2 separate regions of the Homo sapiens genome follow, and region 2 is linked to region 1. Evidence: chromatin loops called from intact Hi-C (ENCODE). Cell type or tissue: heart right ventricle. All regions are shown on one strand. Each heading gives the region's core, and the rest is flanking DNA. Links, peaks and the distances in the headings are about the cores only. Region 1 has its middle 23 kb from the start of STEAP1B-AS1. Region 2 has its middle 10 kb from the start of IL6.

Region 1 (8,370 bases), core at 2,413-4,912:
GGGACTGTGGAGGGACAGATAAACCAAAAACTAACAACATTGTTCCCCTTCCTACTGCACAGGATTGTTGTAAAGATTACATTATACAATCCACTAATCCATTGAAAACACTTTGTGATTCAATAAACTAGATGCAATCTTAGGACTTTGTGTTTATCACTTTATTAAAGGCACTTCTCCAGGTTCTCAGTAGTTTTCCAAGTACCTGCCTCTCCCAGGAGACTACAAGGGCAGAACATGTTATACCTCATCATTAACAATCATATTATCCACATGAATTTTTGAGAAAACAGTGAATAAAATGAGGTTTAGAAAGGGAGGTCACTAGATCCCTGTGCTGTGTTCCTTTTACCTCAATGCACATTTTTGTGTTTCTCAAAGTACCTAGCTCAGTACGTTGGTGGAAATTCATAGTGGAAGTTCAACAACTATTTATAAGATGGGGTTGATGGCGGAGGAGAGGGAGAATGAGGAGGCAGGAGGAGGAAGAAGAAAGAGAAAAAAAGAAGGAAAAGCATCAGAATTCATAAAAATGCTTTTATCTCCGTAGATGTGAGTGCCAAGACTTCATTTGTCTTGGCATCCTCATATTTTCTCAGTATCCCAAATAAGCATGCCAGTAGAGCAGGTCTGCCATGGGAGAGGGTGCCTAGGAGTTCTCATGACGACATTGTGTTCCAGAAAATCACAGCAGCAGCGGCAGCGACAGCAATAGCTGCCCCCACATTCCTCTGGAAAGGCTGGAGCTTTGCTTTGTGTTGTTTTAGGCTTCCTTCCCCAGGAAGCATTATTGGAAGGAAACACTCCACCCCGACCCTCCCAGCTCCCAGTGCTGGCTTGTGGTCAGTAAAGTAAATGTAATTTTTGCCTCTTAAGAAATGTGGGACAAGAGACTGCATGGAGCACTGCCAACGTGACAGTGGAGGTGCGTCAGTGGGCTCGGTGACAGGTGGCAGAGGCCAAGGGTCTGGGGAGTCACTTACAGTCACGGAGGCTTTCTCTCCCAGCCATTGTCCATTGATGGGAATGAGGTAGTGGGCAGCCAAGCCACACAACGGGAGCCTGGAGAAAGAAGTCTAGGGCAATTTGCACATGAATTTCCTTCTTTAAATAGCTACGCAATAAGTCAATATCCCTAGGAAGAAGTTGCTTATTGGCTGCCTTATTCTTTTTTTTTTTTTAAGCGAGTCTCTTAAAGACACTTATTTTGGCCTTACATGCACTTAATCAGGCTTGTCTTATTCTTTTAATTCTGAAGTTCTACTGTTCAACAGTTAGGAAGGAACTGGCTTTGCATCTGGAAACAAGAGCAGGCACAAAGACAATGAGATAGATGGTGGGCTTGTTTTGCAGACGTGTGTTAGAGAGAGAGCACCACTCATGCATAGAAGAGAGGTTTGAAAGATTGGACATACAAAGTGGAGTCTAGGCCAGGCATGGTGGCTCACACCTGTAATCCCAGCTACTCTGGAAGCTGAGGCAAAAGGATTGCTTGAACCTGGGAGGCGGAAGTTGTAGTGAGCTGAGATTGAGCCACTGCACTCCAGCCTGGGCAACAGAGCAAGACTCCGTCTCAAGAAGAAAAGAATGATCCCAGCACTTTGGAAGGCTGAGCAGGTGGATGACCTGAGGTCAGGAGTTGAAGACCAGCCTGGCCAACATGGTGAAACATCTCTACTAAAAATACAAAAATTAGCTGGGTGTGGTGGTGCGTGCCTGTAATCCCAGCTACTCGGGAGACTGAGGCAGGAAAATTGCTTGAACCGGGAGGTGGAGGTTGCAGTGAGCTGAGATCATACCACTGTACTCCAGCCTGGGCAACAGAGTGAGACTCTGTCTAAAAAAAGAAAGAAAGAAAGAGAGAGAGAAGAAAGAAAGTAAAAATAAAATAAAGAGGTCTAGCTGGCAGCACCAGGGCCATCAGCCAATAGTGGGATTAGGGATGGCTACTACTGGAAAAAACTGCACACTGGGATTGCCTCTTGTTCAATATATGACATCTGCATTGATTCTAAATCCTCCCTACATGGAATTAGGCAATGGTGTGCTGTTAGCTTGCTCTTTGAAAAGAAAGAGAGGAAGAAAAAAGATCCTGGTCTGTAATATCAGCCAATATTTCAGTGTAAATATTCTGACTGTGGCCAGCTTCCAGCTACCAAGATTGACCTGCTCAAAAGATTCCTGAATATTTAACAACCAGCTCTCTGGGGCTGGTACCCACAGCTCCAGCATACCACTGGCTAAGATACAGATTGCTACTCACCACTTCCAGCTTTGGCTTTGCCACTATTAGATGTATGCTCTGTAGCAAGCTCTTAATTTCCTCAAACTGCAGTTCTCTTTTGAAAAATGGGAGCTGAGATGATGCAGTAACGATATTTAGAGTCTCTGCTGAGCCTACACCACTCTTCTCTGAGAACCGCATCCTTCCTGGTGCTCCCTACTGGTGCCATATTCCACCTGATTTTTCAACTTCATTTTGGAGTCTAGCAGATATCCCAACTGCTTCCAATAAATGCCCTTCTGCACTCAGGCCAGTCTGAGTGGGATTTTGTAAGTTGCAACCAGCAGCGCTCTAAGTAAGGCAGAAATGATTTCCAAGGCCTTTGTGAGTTCTGATATTGCACCATTTGTTCTCAGAGTGTGCTGCCGACCAGCAGCATCAACTTCACCTGGGACATGTTGGAAATGTCAGTTCTCAGGGAACCACCGCAGACCTATTAAATCAGAAACTCTAGGGATGGGACCCAGCAACTTGTGTTTTTACAAGCTTTCCAGGTGATTCCCATGTGTTCTCAAGCTTGAGAACTGCTGCATCACTGTTCTAAGGATGGTATGACTTATTTGAGAAAGGCATTTTCAGACTGATCCAGTTTTCTTTTCTGATTAATGAAGGCCAAAAGTTAATGTTTTACTGGTAAAAAAAATTGATTTTTATAAACGAAACATATTACTATTACAACTTGAAAGACATCAATTTCCTTTTCTCCTTCTTTCTTATTTTAGTTTCAATGGACAGAGACTGACGTTTCAAAGACTAGCCTAAAAGAATATAAGGAGAAGAAAAGTGTAGAGAATGAAAATACTGCCAATAAATAAGCGGAAATAAAAAATATGCACCAGATAATTTCAAGATAGTGAAGGCCAGAAAGAAATACAGAACAGGAAGCCCAGATGCTGTGTGGTTTTTGCATTGGAAAAGATTTCACAAAATGTGCCATTAACACATTGAGTGACTAATCATTTCTGGCATTAGGAAACCATTTAAGAGTCCACTAATGATTGATTTACATAAGTACAGTAAAAAGTGAAACAGGAAACTTTGACTTAACTTCATCCTGACATATATCAAAAGCACAGTTTTCACTGTAAGATTTGGAGAGATGTGGCTAGATAGCAATTTTCACTATAAAATAGTCTTGAACAGACCATTCGAATGGATAGAGCTTGTTGGTAAGCTGGTTGTTTGAAACTAACACTTTTTTTTGTATGGAAAATCATGCCTTTGGAGAGCAGACTGCAGACTGGACGATGGAATCCTTAATGGAAGTAAACTGGAGGGCTGGTAATTGGTAATCATGCAGGTGATTGGGAGGAGAGGGGCCCAGGAGAGGAGCTGCACTGGGTAGAGAGGGGAGAGAGGGGAGAGAGGGGAGAGAGAGAGAGAGAGAGAGAGAGAGAGACAGAGAGAGAGACAGAGAGAGAGACAGAGAGAGACAGAGAGAGAGAGACAGAGAGAGAGAGAGAGAGAGAGAAAATTGGGGAAGGACAGAGTCCTCTAGTGGGAGGAATGCAGTCTGAAAGGGGCTCCCTTTCCAGAAATGTCAACAGTATGGGGCCTGAGGGTAGAGGAAGGTTCTGCAGCTGAGTGACTGAGAAAAACAAACTGTATTTTTCACCATGCTTACACTCACACTTCACTTCTGGCTGCCAAATGTATAGGGGTTATTCTGTGTGGGAATAATTCTCCAGTTCTCTGCAGACACCAACTGGATGTCCAACTCCAGGCTGCACTGATGAATACAGAGCACAGACCCCACAAGACTGCCCCTACTCCAGTGCCAGTAGTAAGTCCCAGCTTGTGATCTGTACTCTGAATCAAGGGTTCCCATGACCCCCTTCTCAGGTTCAGTCATTTACTAGAACAGCTCACAGGGCTGGGAAACACTTAATGTTTACTGGTTTATTACAAAGGCTACAGATAAACAGTCAGATTAAGAGATACACAGGGTGAGGTCCGGAATGGTGCAGGGCACGGGAACTTCTGTCCCTGTGGAGCTGGAGTGTGTCAGCCTCCCAGCACATGGACGGATTCTTATTCACAAACCCAGAAGCTCTTTGAGCCCTGTCCTATTGGGTTTTTATGGAGATTTCACTATGTAGGGCATGATTGATTTAAATCATTGGCCGTGGTGATTAACTCAACTTTCAGCCCCTCCCTGAAGGTGAGAGGCTGATGCTGAAAGTTCTAACCCTCTAATTACATACTTGTTTCCCCTGGCAGCTAGCCTCCCTCCAAGGCTCTCCAGGAGGCCCCAGCCGTTAGTCATCTCACCTTAGAATACAAAAGATACCCTTCTGAGATTATATTAAGATTATATTATAATATTTCTTATTATAAATCACAATATCTCAATGACCAAATATGTATGTTATCAGTATGTTGGACAAACAAGTTGGGAGCTGCCCTACTTGCAAACCGCTGCTGTGCCCACACTCCATTGTGGTATAGATGTCTGAAGCGAGTTTGAATAGCACAGTGGTTATGACTTTTGGCTTTGCTGTCAGATGGATGTTGGTTGGAACCCAATTCCTCCAGTTACCTGCTGCGAGACTTTGGGCTAGTTACTAAAACATACTGTGTCTTAGTTTCCTCACCTATAAAATGGTGATGATAAGGTAACAATAAAAAATATATATGGCCCGTGCCACCAAATATGTATATAACTGTGCCACCACCACAGAGTTCCTAAACTTTTTAAATTTCCTGAATGATAGAGGTGCTAGGTACATTATTGTTCTAATATTTAGTCTGTGATCCTGATTCCTGACACAAAGCTTCTAATTCTTTGGAATTTTCTGGGTAATAGGAGCTTCTTTTGTTCGAATAAGACAACTCTTGCTAGACTCCTAGAAGGGGGCTGGTCATCAGAAAGATTAAGCCATGATTAGAAGGTTGGAATTTTCAGCCCCATTTTCTATCCTCCAGGGAGGAAAGAGGGCCTGGAGATTGAGTTACTAATTGGTCATTCCTATATAAAAATCCCTCAACTATGAGTTTCAGGGAGCTTCCGGGTTGGGAAGCATACACAGAAGCTGGGAGCATGGTGCATTTCAATTCCACGAGGACAGAAGCTCCTGCACCCGGCCCCTTTTGGACCTCACCCTCTGTATTTCTTCATCTGGCTGTTCATCTATATCCTTTATCCTATTTTTTAACACAATAAACTGGTAATGGTAAGTTAGTGCTCCTCTGTGTTCTGTGACCCTTCCTAGCAAATATTCAAACCTGAGGAGGGTGTTGTGACAACTCTGATTAATAGCCAGTCCATCAGAAGTACAGGTGACACCTAGGACTTGTGATTGGCATCTGAAATGGGGAACAGTCTTGTGGGATTAAGTCATTAACTGGTGAGGTCTATGCCAACTCTGATTAAAATCAGAATTGAATGGAATTTTAGGACATCCAATTGATGTCCACAGGAGAATTGAATGTGTGGGGAAAAAACCCACATACCTGCTCACAGAAGTGTGTTGAATGTGAACATACAGAGAAAGTTTATTTTTTTCTATACAATAAAAATAATAGGGTTTACCTGACAAAGTTGTTTTGAGAATTCAGTGATATATTGCATGTAAAACACTCATCACACTGAGCATTTAATGTGTGTTAGATATTGTCATTTGTAATTAATCATTGAGATACCTTAGATGATTCTCATTCTTTCTGAAAAAGATAGTGATAGATCAGCGTTTAGTTAGAGAGTTCAATTAGCTAACACATGTATGAAGTATAAAGAGGACTTAGTTAATGGTTGTAAGAAATTGCATCTACTTCTTATGTTAACTGGTGGCCCACATCTCTGAATCTTCACAGAAGATCCTACCAATAAAAATTCATATTAGGAGCACGATTTATAGGCACTTTTATTTTTTATTTATTCCTATTATTTATAGGAATTATAGAGAAAATAAACATAGGAAAAACTTCCATAATAACTTATGATGCAGAAAGAGGTATTTATTATTACAGTGCTTATTTCCTTCAATATGACTGCTGTTTGAAGGAAATAGGAATTGAAAACAAACCCTGCTAGTAATGTAGGGAAACTGCCTGGATATATTTAGCCAAGGGCCCAGCTCTTCTGACAGCCCCAAATGCTAAAAATATTCACGAGTGTGGTTTTTGCCTTCACTGTGCTGGGTAAATATACATACACACTGCCCTTTAGGGTTTTTGAAATGCTTTGAAGTACTTACAGAGTTACAGCTCTTTGACTCCAACACAGAATCTTTGTGGTATGGGGGCAAAGCAATCTTGGTTAGCATGTGAAGCTAACCAAGGGATATGCATTTGAAGCACATCCCTGTGTGGAGCCTCTGGCTTCCATCAGAAACTTGGGAACAGGTTCTGTTGGTGCATCCATGTTTACTGCAAACAACTTCATCCCTGTAACACACCCTTGAAGTCCAAGTATCTGCAGAGCAAAGGACCAACTTCAAAGGAACATGAATCCTTGTACCAGATGGAGTTTGAGAGCTCTCCCATTCATTTCTCTGGGTCTGTCCTGGTTAGTTGTGCATCCTCAGTCACTGCATGAGTTCCCAGGAGGGCCAAGATGGTGGGGTCACACAAGGAGTAATAAATGGAGAAATTCAGGATATGACTGGGATGTTGGGCCAACAGAATTTGCTAATGGAGTGGATGTGACATTTGAGTAAAAGAAAAGATAAAGGATGACTCCAAGATTTTTGACCTGATCAAGCTGAAGTTTTTTCCTAAGGTGGCATACACAGCAGAGTGAGGAGCAAGTTTTGTGAGGGGAAGTGAAGGACTTGGTCTGGCCACTCTTATAGTGTCCTATTGCTGCCTAAAAAACCACCCCAACAGTGAGTGACTTAAAGCTGCAATGTATTATCTTTCATCTTTCTGTAGGTTGACTGGGCTTAGCTGGGTGATTCTGTTTTTCTCTTGCAGTTACAGTGAGACATCTGGGGCTCACTTATATGGCTCTTGTTACTACTGGCTCTCTGCTGGGAGCTGAGCAACGGCCATCCACAGCAGTGCCAACATATGTTGCTTGGCCTTCTTACAGAGGAGTGGCTGAGTTCCAAGAGGGAGTGTCCCAAGCAGTTGCATTCCAAGAAAGTCAGGTGGAAGTTCCAAACATTCCTATGACCTAGCCTAACAAGTGCACAAAGCGACTTCTGCTGTGTTTTATTGGTCAAGCAAGTCACTACGGCCAGACCCTATTCAAAGGAAGGGGAGAAAGGCTTCACTGCCTGATGCGAGAAGCAGGGAGGGAAAGAGTTGTTAACAACCATCTTTGGACAACTTCTATCACTGATGTTGTAAATTTGAAATATGTCTTGATATTCAAGTCTGGAACTCAAGGAGAGATTGGGTCTGGGAAATGGGCAGGAAATTTTGTAATTGTGGGACCAGCCCAAACTGAGCCTGCTTTGTTGATAACAAAAGTGTCGAGTTACCTTGTAGGTATAACAGAGCCAAAAAACTGCAAGTCATATAACCTGGGCATGTGCTATAGAAAAAGCTTTGACCTCTAACAACACCCAGAACCAATGATTCCTCCACTCAGAACCAGGAGGACCAGACCATGACCAGAACATGAACACCAGAACACACCAGAACGCACCAGAACGCTTTCAGAAGGAGGGGTCCATTGGCCTGGAAGATCTGGGGCTAAAGTCTGCCTCAACATACCTTACCGTAAATGGCCAAATTTGAAGCCCTCCAATCAGACCAAACCAACATTCCCAAATCCTTTTTCCCTTGCCCTTCAGGCCCATAAACTTGCCCCAGACCCCAAATCAAGGAGATAGATTTGAACCCAACCCCTGTCTTTTTGCTGGCAGGTTTTGCAATGAAGCCTTTCTTTTCTCAAAAGCCAGTGCCATAGTTATTGGCCTCTGCACTCAGCAACCCCATTTGCTCCACAACGAATTCCTCCTCAGAGATTTCTGTTTGGAGCATTAGATCTAATGCTGTTAAATTAGAAACAAATTGCCTTCCTGTGTGTGTGTGTTTTTTTTAAGTGATCGAGTTGGAATTCTGTTATTCTGTTGGATATCTCTGTGGTAGCTGGTAAATGAACTACATATTTTAATCATACATAATATTTATCAATC
Region 2 (9,577 bases), core at 2,682-5,181, 130 kb before region 1:
TGGCAAGTGATCTGGATGTGTGGAAATGGCTTCCTATTGCTAAAGGCTTGTTTGGAGGCTTGCTGCCTAAGCAGTTGCCACCAAGTGCCTCAGATCCTCCTATCTCTCTAGGACAACCAATAGAGAGGCTGTCATGCACATTCTTTCTCTGTGTTAAGTTTGTCCACCATGGGCCCAGTGAAACTACTGAAGACACCAGGTATGTAGTCAGGGGCAGGTCAGGTGTCAGAGGGAAATTTGAGTCCTGGGCTGTTTCTGTCTGACATTGTGTGGGTAATCGGTTGGCCAGGCTTGTAAAAGCCCTGTTGCCCTTCTTGGCTTGATTTAGACTGCAGGATTCAGAAGGAAGTGGGGGTTTTATACTGCCAGCAAAAAATTTTGGCTGAATGTAGGGTTTCCCTGAATTAGGCTTGTCTTTTTACTGCATTGCCAAATCCTCGGCTTCTTGTGTCTTGGGAGTGTAGCTGTTGGCAGATGAAAGTGTTCAGATGACGATGAACTGAGGATTTGGGGCAAAGTACTCTCCCACCTTAGGGGTTTGCTGAATTCCCTCCTAGCTCCAGGATTCTGTGGTTCTGTGATTCTGTGGATTTTCATTAGCCATGCTTATTAATCAAGAGTCTACTGTTAATGGGACTACAGGAATAGGAGTCTCTACATTAAGAAATACTTTTTGAAAGCCCAAAAGCCTGATGCTGTCTTCTAGTTCCCACCCAAGGACCTGTTAGTGGAAGTGCTTTGACTGGGCAGGGTGCCACCCATTTTGACATGCCCAGATCTTAGTGGCTTCAGGGAGACTAAACTGATTCAGGAGATTCTAGAGCCCTGGTAAGGGCTGCTACCTGAAAGGAGGTAGCAGATTTCTTAATTATTATACAAGCACAATTATTATACAATTAATTATTTCTTAATTATTATACAGGCCAGACCAGGCTTCCTGGGTACCCAGGCCTGTAAGGCCACACTCATATGAGGTATTCAAATTAAATGTTTTTAATTTAAAAACAAGTAATACATTTTCAATGTAGAAAACAGAAAAGAGAGATAAACAAAAGGAAAAAATTATAAAATACATTATCTTAGTACCCAGTAGTAATCATTGTTATCACTATGGTGTAATCATTCTAGTCGTTTGTACATTTTTTCATATGTATCTAGGTGTAATGGGAAAATGCCATCCACGGCGTTTGATAACCTGCTTTCCCTATTTATACTCCTTTGTATGCGTAACATTCTGGATAACTCTGAGTAGAGGTGAAGTAAATAATAGCTGTAGGTATACCAATCAGAGTTCAGAGGGGAAACATCAAGTGAGGTTTACAGATGACTCCTGCATATGCACACAATTCACTTGTTAAGGCGCGGGGAAAGAGTTCATATCTTAATGGGGATGAGATGCATTTAAAACAATCACTGAGTTTCCTGGAGGGTTAACTTACCAGTTGTTCATGGAGCAGTGTAATCCCTAAATCAAGCTGTGCAAATTGTTTGGCATCATGAAAATGAGTTTGCAGTTCAGCTGAACTTTGCTTTTCAGCTGGTTCTGGGACATAACCATGCTTTTGTTGGACCCCACAATGGGCATCAGTAGCTCATTGCTCTTCCTTGGTGGCAGGACCTACGGAGAATTGTCATGAATGATGGCATCATCATCTTTTCTCATCTTGTGTGGCCCGTTACCTCTAATACATTGACATTTCTTATAAAGGTCTGTTTTGCAAGGCAAAAAAAATGTAAACCTTGATAAGGACTTTGTAGTCTTGTACCATTTCTCTCCTTTCCATCTCCAGGTCTGGTTGTATCTCCCTCAGGTGACCTCTCACTTATTGTGATTGTGTTACTTGTGCAAGAGAAACTGCATTTCCTGTGGGTGCAGAAGCAAGACCCACCACAAAGCAGAGAGTTTCTCTTGATAACGGTCAGGGAAGGAGTTTGAGTGTTTGGCCATGGTCTTGCTTGAGGATTCTGAGATGCTAAAATGAGCTACTGTTGGGTTTTTTAGCATTTCTTCTCTCTCTAGAACTCATCAAAAATATAATAGTAAGCACCAATGTGGAATAGTTTTGAGGTACTGAGTGAAGTCCTTTGAGGATTCGTGGCCTTTGAATTCTATAACGACACCATTGTTTTCCTTCTAAGGTACTTTGAGTAATTGACATGTAGGATTAATCAGGTATTTATTGGATGCCAGGTGCTGGACTAGAGGCTTTACACACATTAATTCATTTAAACTTCACTCTATGGAGGTGACTATTTTATTCTCACTTTATGGATAAGAAACTGAAGTTCGGAGAGGTTAAATGATTTATTTACCTGAGATGATGCAGGAACCCAGAATCATGAAAAAAGTTCATTGGTCTTTGGGAGAAGAGGTAAAATGGGGTGGTAAATTGGGGGTAGGGTTGTCAGAAGAACAGTGACATGATGAAAGTATTTCATCTGAGTGAGCAGGAAGAAGACCCCAGGGGATTGTAGTCTGGGAGGTGGGCTCAGAGGCTGTTGCAAACATCTCAGCATGACACCAGATGGAGGAGCCCAGGCAGGGTTGCACAGGAGCTGGCCGGTTCAAGAGAGCCAACTGTACTGATCTCTTCCCAACTCTACATTAAGTGACTCCTGATGGTAGCTTGAAATTAGTGTGGAAACATTACACCATGGAAATTGGCAAATGCTACAATCAGAGCCCTCCCTTCCCTCTGTTCCTTAGCTAGTTGTTAAATATCTTCCAGACCATAAGTGGGTCCAAGGAAATAAAAGGATATTTTGAAGGCAAAATCAATCCATTCCAGAGATTAGTTATATTGTATGAGCTCTATTTGGGGAGTGTAAGAAAAGGATGTATCAAAGGCATTAAGGATTATTTGATCTTCTCTCATTTCAAAGGCAATTGATCACAAAGCTTTTTAAGGAAAGAGATTGTTCTGGTCAAAGTATGCTGCTTCTATACCTCAGAATGAAGGCTGCCACTTTTATAAACAGATAGGCACAGGCTGCCACCTGAATGAGGGAGAGTTAGGATGTGCGCAGGACACACCTTGTCCTACAGAATTATATGCGCTCAGATTTTCCCCAGCCACGTGCTGGATCATGGCTTGATGGATCAAGGCAGAGGCTGAGCCCAGCTTTTCTGAGCCATGGGATAAGTTAGAAGCAGAAAGTTAGTCACAGTGAGGGAGTTTGCTGCTGCACAGCAGCAGCCCAGGGGCCTAGGGATTTCTGCTTTGTCACTGTCTGTCCCATCCAGAGCTGATGAATGAAGAGGCTGGCTTTGGGGCCCTGAGTGAAAAGGACGAGGAGAGCCCTGAAGAGTTCTCAGGGTCTCTAAAGGATTGCTGCTTCTTGGATCATAAGTTTACTCTTAACTGTAACAGAATGACAGAACGTCACTTCTCCTAATATTATTCTTGGCATAGCATCTTGTGCTGCGTCCTTCTTGTGATTCATCTCCATTACAGTTCTGTTACATATTTCTACGATGTTGCATTAGAAGAACAAACAGTGTTGTTAAATCCAATTCCCTGTCCTCTTCCAACAGTACCCACTGATGACAGGAACCTGGTTGATACTTAATTGTGTGATAGCTAAACTTCAGAATATTGAGTAAAATGTAAAACTCCCTGAAGGAAATTTGGTTCCATTGCATGGCACAGCTCCCAGGCAGGTCACAGGAGACTCTATGCTACATTTTTTTTTTTCTCTCCGAAGCATGCCAGTCTTTTTAGAACAGTTTCAGTGCAGGGTAGAATGCCGTGACGTCTCTGTGTTCTGAACTTCTGTCAAGACTCAAATCATGCCTCGATCCTCCCAGAAGCCTCTGCTGATCAATTTCCAGGAATAGTGCAGGTTCTCCTCTGGGCTCTCCCGCAGGGGCATGTACTGTACTAATCTGTTTCCGGGCAGTGTTGTGATGGCACAGGCTCTGGAGCCAAACTGCCTAGGTTCAAATCCTTGTTCTGTACTTTCTAAGCTGAGGTCCGCTGGGAAGTTAACATCTGGGCTTAATTGTTCTCATTTTAAAAATGGAGGTAGCAGTTGCACCTTATGTCACAGAGTTATCAGAACCTATGTAAAGTGCTTAGCATCTGCCTGGCACATGGTAGAGTCCCAGTAAACATGAGCTATTAATACTGTTATTATTTTCTCCCCAGTTGATTGAGAGTTTCTTGAGGGCTCTATCTTTCTTGTGCGAAGGAATAGCATGAATTTGAGTACGTGGTTGGTGCACAGGATGGTAAACGAATGAAAGCTGGGATCTCCTTGGAATTTATGTCTTGGAAATAATCGTCAAAGATTTAGAAGTAAAGAACAGTTTAATTTATAAAATTTTCTTTGTATATGTGCTTTCTAAAAGCCATATAAAATATTAAGCTTATTTGATTTACAAATTAGAAACAAAGATGGTCATACTTTACGCAAAAGTTAAGAAAAAAAATACATGTACTTATTCCATATCACAGGCAGTATGGTTTACTAGAGAAAACATGGATTGCAGAGGCCGACTTGGTTTAAATCCCAGCTCCATCATTTACAGCTTGTGTGGGTTTGGGCAAGGCACTTCAATTCCCTGTGCCTGCGTTTCCTCATTTGTAAACTGTGGCAAATAATACTTAACCATCTGGGGGTGGTTGTGGGAATTAAATGAAATCCTATCCATTAAGGACAGTTATTGGTATATGCTAAATTGTTGGTAGATGATAATTGTTGTTGTTTAGTTGTTGATGTATTAGACAGAGGTGGGGCAAGGGAAACAGAGAGGAGAAGGGAAAAAGAGAGAAAAGCATCAACATAGACAAAGCAAGAAGGGGAAAGGCAGCTGAAAAAAAAAAAAAGCAAAACCCAAAATGACCACCAAAAAAAAAAAAGGCAAATAAAGTGGCTCATAGATTTCATTTGGTTTTGAAATGTTTTAGAATTGTTTTTTGTAGAGACAAGGTCTCACTATATTGCCCAGACTGATTGTGAACTCCTGGCCTCCTAAAGCACAGGAATTACAGGCATGAGCCACCACACGCAGCCATTGTTTTAAAATGTTATATGTTAAGTTTCTAGTTTTTACATAGGTAACACATACCCATGGCACAAAATTCAAAAGATAACAAAGAGTACTTAGTAACAAAATTACAAAAAAAATTTACACTTCCACCATGTGTGAGCCATTAGGGGTAACTACTGGGTTCTTGTGATTCCTTCTAGAAATACTTCATGCATGTATTAGCAAAATATTCATATTTCCTAGGATTTATTTTTATTCTTCTACATAAGTGATGGCACATCAGTTACACTGTTCTACATTTTGCTTTCTTTATTGAATGGGTTTTAGCAATCATTTCTTATCAGGAGATGCAGAATTGCTTCTTCCTTTTTAGCCTTCGAATTCCATGTATTTAACCAGTCCCCCATTAAGGGAATTTTAGGTTGTTTCCAATCTTTTGTTATTACAGCTAAAGCGGCAATGAATAATCTTGTCCATGTGCGATTTCATACATGTGAGTGTATTAGTGTGATAGTTTCCTAGAAATTGAATTGCTGACTCAAAGGATATGGGCAGTTTTGAGACAGAGACAGGTAGAGGTTGTACAAATTTAATACTCCCTCCAGTGATGTATGGGAACAGCTGTTCCTCATATGTTTGTCAGCACATGATACTGTCAGTTTTCTTGATCTTTGCCAGATTGCAGAGGGAAGAACTTATATCAGCGTAGTTTTAATTTGCATCTCTCTTGTATAAGTAGGATTGAGCACCTGGTCAGGTATTCAAGAACCATTTTTATTTTGTTTTCCGTGAATTCTATGTTCATATCCGTTGTCTATCTTTCTGTCAGTTATTGATCCTTTTCCATTGATTCAAAGCCCTTCTTGATATATTCCAAGGAGCAAACGTTTGTTTTTCACATGTCTTTTAAAATTTATCATTCGTCTTTCTGCTTAATTTATAGTGTTTTTGCCATGCAGAAAGTTTTGATTTATATGAAGCAGACTATATATCCTTTCTTTTATGCTTCTAGATTTTGTGACATACTTAAAATGGCCTATTTAGTCTACTTTGATACAATGAAAATATTCTTCCAGGTTTTCTTCAAGTTTCTTTAAATAATAGGTTTTGAAATATTGGGCAAATTCAGACTATGCTTGTCACACGACAAGATGAACTATGCTTGTTACACCTGATATAAATACACATACACGGGAAGAAATGTAGGTATGTCTGGAAGGTAGAATGAGAAATACTTCTTTTCCTCTTTGTAGTTTTCTTTGTTTTCCAGGTTTTCTGCATTGATTATGTATTACTGTAGTACTCATGAAAATGTTAATTAAATGCAAGTTTATTTTGACCATTTTAAACCTTTCTTTAAGATTCTTGGTCCCTGGATCTCTCTGAATGCTAGTGTTGCCGCCTGTTTTGCTTTGGAAACTGTTTGGCTTCTACCCAGAATAGCTTTGACCCACTCCAAATGACCTCTTGTGGCTAAATCCAATGAAACATTCTGGTCCTAAGCTTGCCTTACCTGTAGCCCATCTGAAGCTACTGACCACCCCTTCCTGCTTGGCCTGCCTCCCTCCTCTCTCCCTGCATCTCCTCCTTCTGGTGGATATTCCCTGGGCCCTTGCTCTAGCCGAGCCCTGTACAGTAATAGGGAACATTTCAGAGGGTCCACTGTGAGCTAGGTGCTCTAAGTCTGTGTATATTATCTTATTTAGCCCTCATCACAATATTTCTTTTATCTTTTCTTTTCTTTCTTTCTTTTTTTTTTTTTTTTTGAGACGGAGTCTCGCTCTGTTGCCCAGGCTGGAGTGCAGTGGTGAGAGCTCAGCTCACTGCAACCTCTGCTTCCCTGGTAGCTGGGACTACAGGCACCCACCACTACGCCTCGCTAATTTTTGTATTTTTGGTACAGACAGTGTTTCACCATATTGGCCAGGCTGGTCTTGAACTCCTGACTTTGTGATCTGCCCACCTTGGTTTCCCAAAGTGCTGGGATTACAGGCGTGAACCATCGTGCCCAGCCTTTCATCACAATATTTCTAAGGGAGCTATGGCTATCAACTGGGTTTTTCAGATGAGAAAACGGAGCATTACAAGAACTAGGTAACATGCCCTAGAGCAACCAGATAGAAATGGGTGGAGCCAAGATTTGAACCCAGGGACTCTGATCGTAGCCCATGCTAAACCAGGCTCTCTTCTCTCTGTGCCTTCTGTAGGCCAACCCATCCTTGTGGGACTTTACCTACCTTTTCTCTTTTACACAGATGACTGCCAAGTTTATGTCCCCAACTCTGAGTTCTCTCTTGCATTCTGGACAGCCCAGTGGCTGATCCACTTGCATGTGCCACAGACACCTTAAATTCAGCACGCCTATATCTCCTAAGATTTTCTGGAGAGATGGGGCTGTTATTTTTCATAGTGTCTGGTAGAAGAGGCTAGAAAATGAGAACACAGGGAACTTGACTCAGGTATTCTATGAGGTTAGTGCTTTGCTTTATAATTAAGTTAGATTCAATTCATCAACCTATTACAGGCCTTAATCCCTGACCTTAAGGAGTTTTTAATGATTCAGTGTGATTTTCATATCCTTGTTCTTTTAAGACCAATATATCCTTTTAGAAGATTAGTTACCTTTTTTCCCACAGCCCAAAGTAATTTGCTTATCCTGATGGGAAGGCCAATTCATTTCCTAAAAGTGAACGTTGCTTACTCTCAGAGAGCAATTAGCATTGAAATTCTGGATCCGTTTAAATCCTCTGAGATTCTGTGGTTCAATCCATTGTAATTAATAATCACAGAACACTCAAGATGGGACATTAGATTTAAAAACAATTGTGTTCCAGCAAGAAGAGGAAACTTCAACTCGGCAAGGAATCTTCTGGCTTAAAGATTGGTTTTTATGCCTTTGCAATTGAGAACAATCTCTATGAGAAAAGCACTAGCAATTCCAATTCTCTAGGATAGTGTTTTTCTTTTTAGCTTTCCTATTAACTAAAAAAAGGTATAAAAGTAACACATGCTAAGTGTAACAATGGCAAGATTGCCAGCCCCTTGAGTGAGCTGACCACTGTTAACAGCTTGTACCACTTTTGGCACCCTGCCATGGGCTCACACAGTAGGATATCAATAGGCATCCTAATTACATATGTAGAATCGAGGTTGGTTTGTTTATTTTATAGTAATAAGATCATACAATGGTTATTACTCTACAAGTTTTTTTTTTTTTTTCTCACCTAGCTCTAGACCATGGATACTCCATCCAGGTCAGTTAACATAGCTTTATTCTCTTAGATAGCATGTAACATAGCAAGTTACACGACTTATTTAGCCAATTTTCTCTTGATGGACATCCAGGTCATTTTTTATTTTCTACCTCTGCTGGCAAGGCTGCAAGAGACATTCCTGTACACATATTTTTATACAATAAAGCATCTGTTTCTAACAAGTCCTAAAAGTAAGAATGCTGAGGTCCAGGCTTGGCTAATTTCTAAAACTACATTAATATATGAGCTGAGGAAGGGAAAAGGGAAGTCACATACTTCTGTCTGCCAGGTACTACAGTAGGTACTTTCCATAAGTTGTTTAGTTTCATCTTGGTCTCCTGTCTCTAGTTCTGCCCCAATGTCTCCTCTACATAAGCACAGATAAGCATATCAATCTGCTCAAAACCCTACGTAGTTCACATGATCTTTATGGTAAAGGCCAAGCTAGTGATATTGCCCACAAGGCCTTCCAGAGTTTGGTTTTGTCCACCTCTTCCCTCTGTCTCTTGTCCCTCTCCCTTTCTCTTTACATTCCAGTACACCTGAACTGCTTGCAATTACCCACCTTACCCGGCCATTTCAGCCCTCTGGGCCTTTGCTCTTCCTCCCTCTCTGCTCTAATGGTCCTTCCCCACCTCATCCCCTGGCTCTTCTATCACTCATCAGTCAATACCCACTCAGTCTTCTGCTCTTTCAGAACGCCTTTTGCAGGTGGGCTTATGAATTCCTGAGGCTATATCATGCTGTGGTGACTTAAAATACAGAAATCTTGGTGGCTTAATACAATTTTTTGCTTGGCCGGTGAAAGTCTGCTGCAGGGCTGGGTCATTCACTTGGGCAACTCCCTTCAGAGACTTGCCTGATGGAGCCAATGGAAGCTCCATCATTCTGTAATTGTACCATCCAGAACACTCAGCCTCCTTGGTTGCTGTGGCAGGAGAAGAGAGGGTATTGTGCTAGCTATGAAGTGTATTGGCCCAGAAGTGACTGCATTAGTCCCATTCTCAGCCCACTGGCCAGCCCTGTTCCGTGGCTCTGCCTAACTCCAAGGGACAGAAGTGTAATCCTCTCATGAGGCTGGAAGGAAAGGAGATTGGACATAAGTGAGCAGTAGAAGCCTCTACCACAGGTGAGATGCTACTACTCTCTCTATGTCTACTAGAATTGTTATATGGCACTAGAATGATGACTTACATGTGTCTCCCCCACCACAGTGGACGCTTTGTGAGGTTAAGGTGTTTTATCTTCCTATCTCCAGTATCTGGCACAGTGTATGGCATATAGTAAATGATGAAGAAATATATGTTGAACAAATCCATTCACACAAATC

What was found. Peaks named below come from ENCODE experiments on the same cell type or tissue, not always from the same donor. Only the 100,000 strongest peaks of a DNase experiment are listed, where the experiment ranks them.
Region 2: a loop joins it to region 1, with 2.8 times the contacts of the local background. A loop is called at or near these places in 32 of 110 quality-filtered maps.

Annotation. Positions count from the first base shown.
Region 1 is chr7:22,582,415-22,590,784 of GRCh38, reverse strand. No RefSeq gene overlaps it. Among named protein-coding and RNA genes, the nearest start is that of STEAP1B-AS1, 23 kb to the right of the region's middle. RefSeq lists an enhancer at 7,065-7,639. In heart right ventricle, for the core only: a CTCF peak has its summit at 3,811; no DNase peak of the experiment used is centred there; H3K27ac peaks cover 1,790 bases.
Region 2 is chr7:22,712,177-22,721,753 of GRCh38, reverse strand. No RefSeq gene overlaps it. Among named protein-coding and RNA genes, the nearest start is that of IL6, 10 kb to the left of the region's middle. In heart right ventricle, for the core only: no CTCF peak of the experiment used is centred there; DNase peaks (open chromatin) are centred at 3,179 and 3,834; H3K27ac peaks cover 1,327 bases.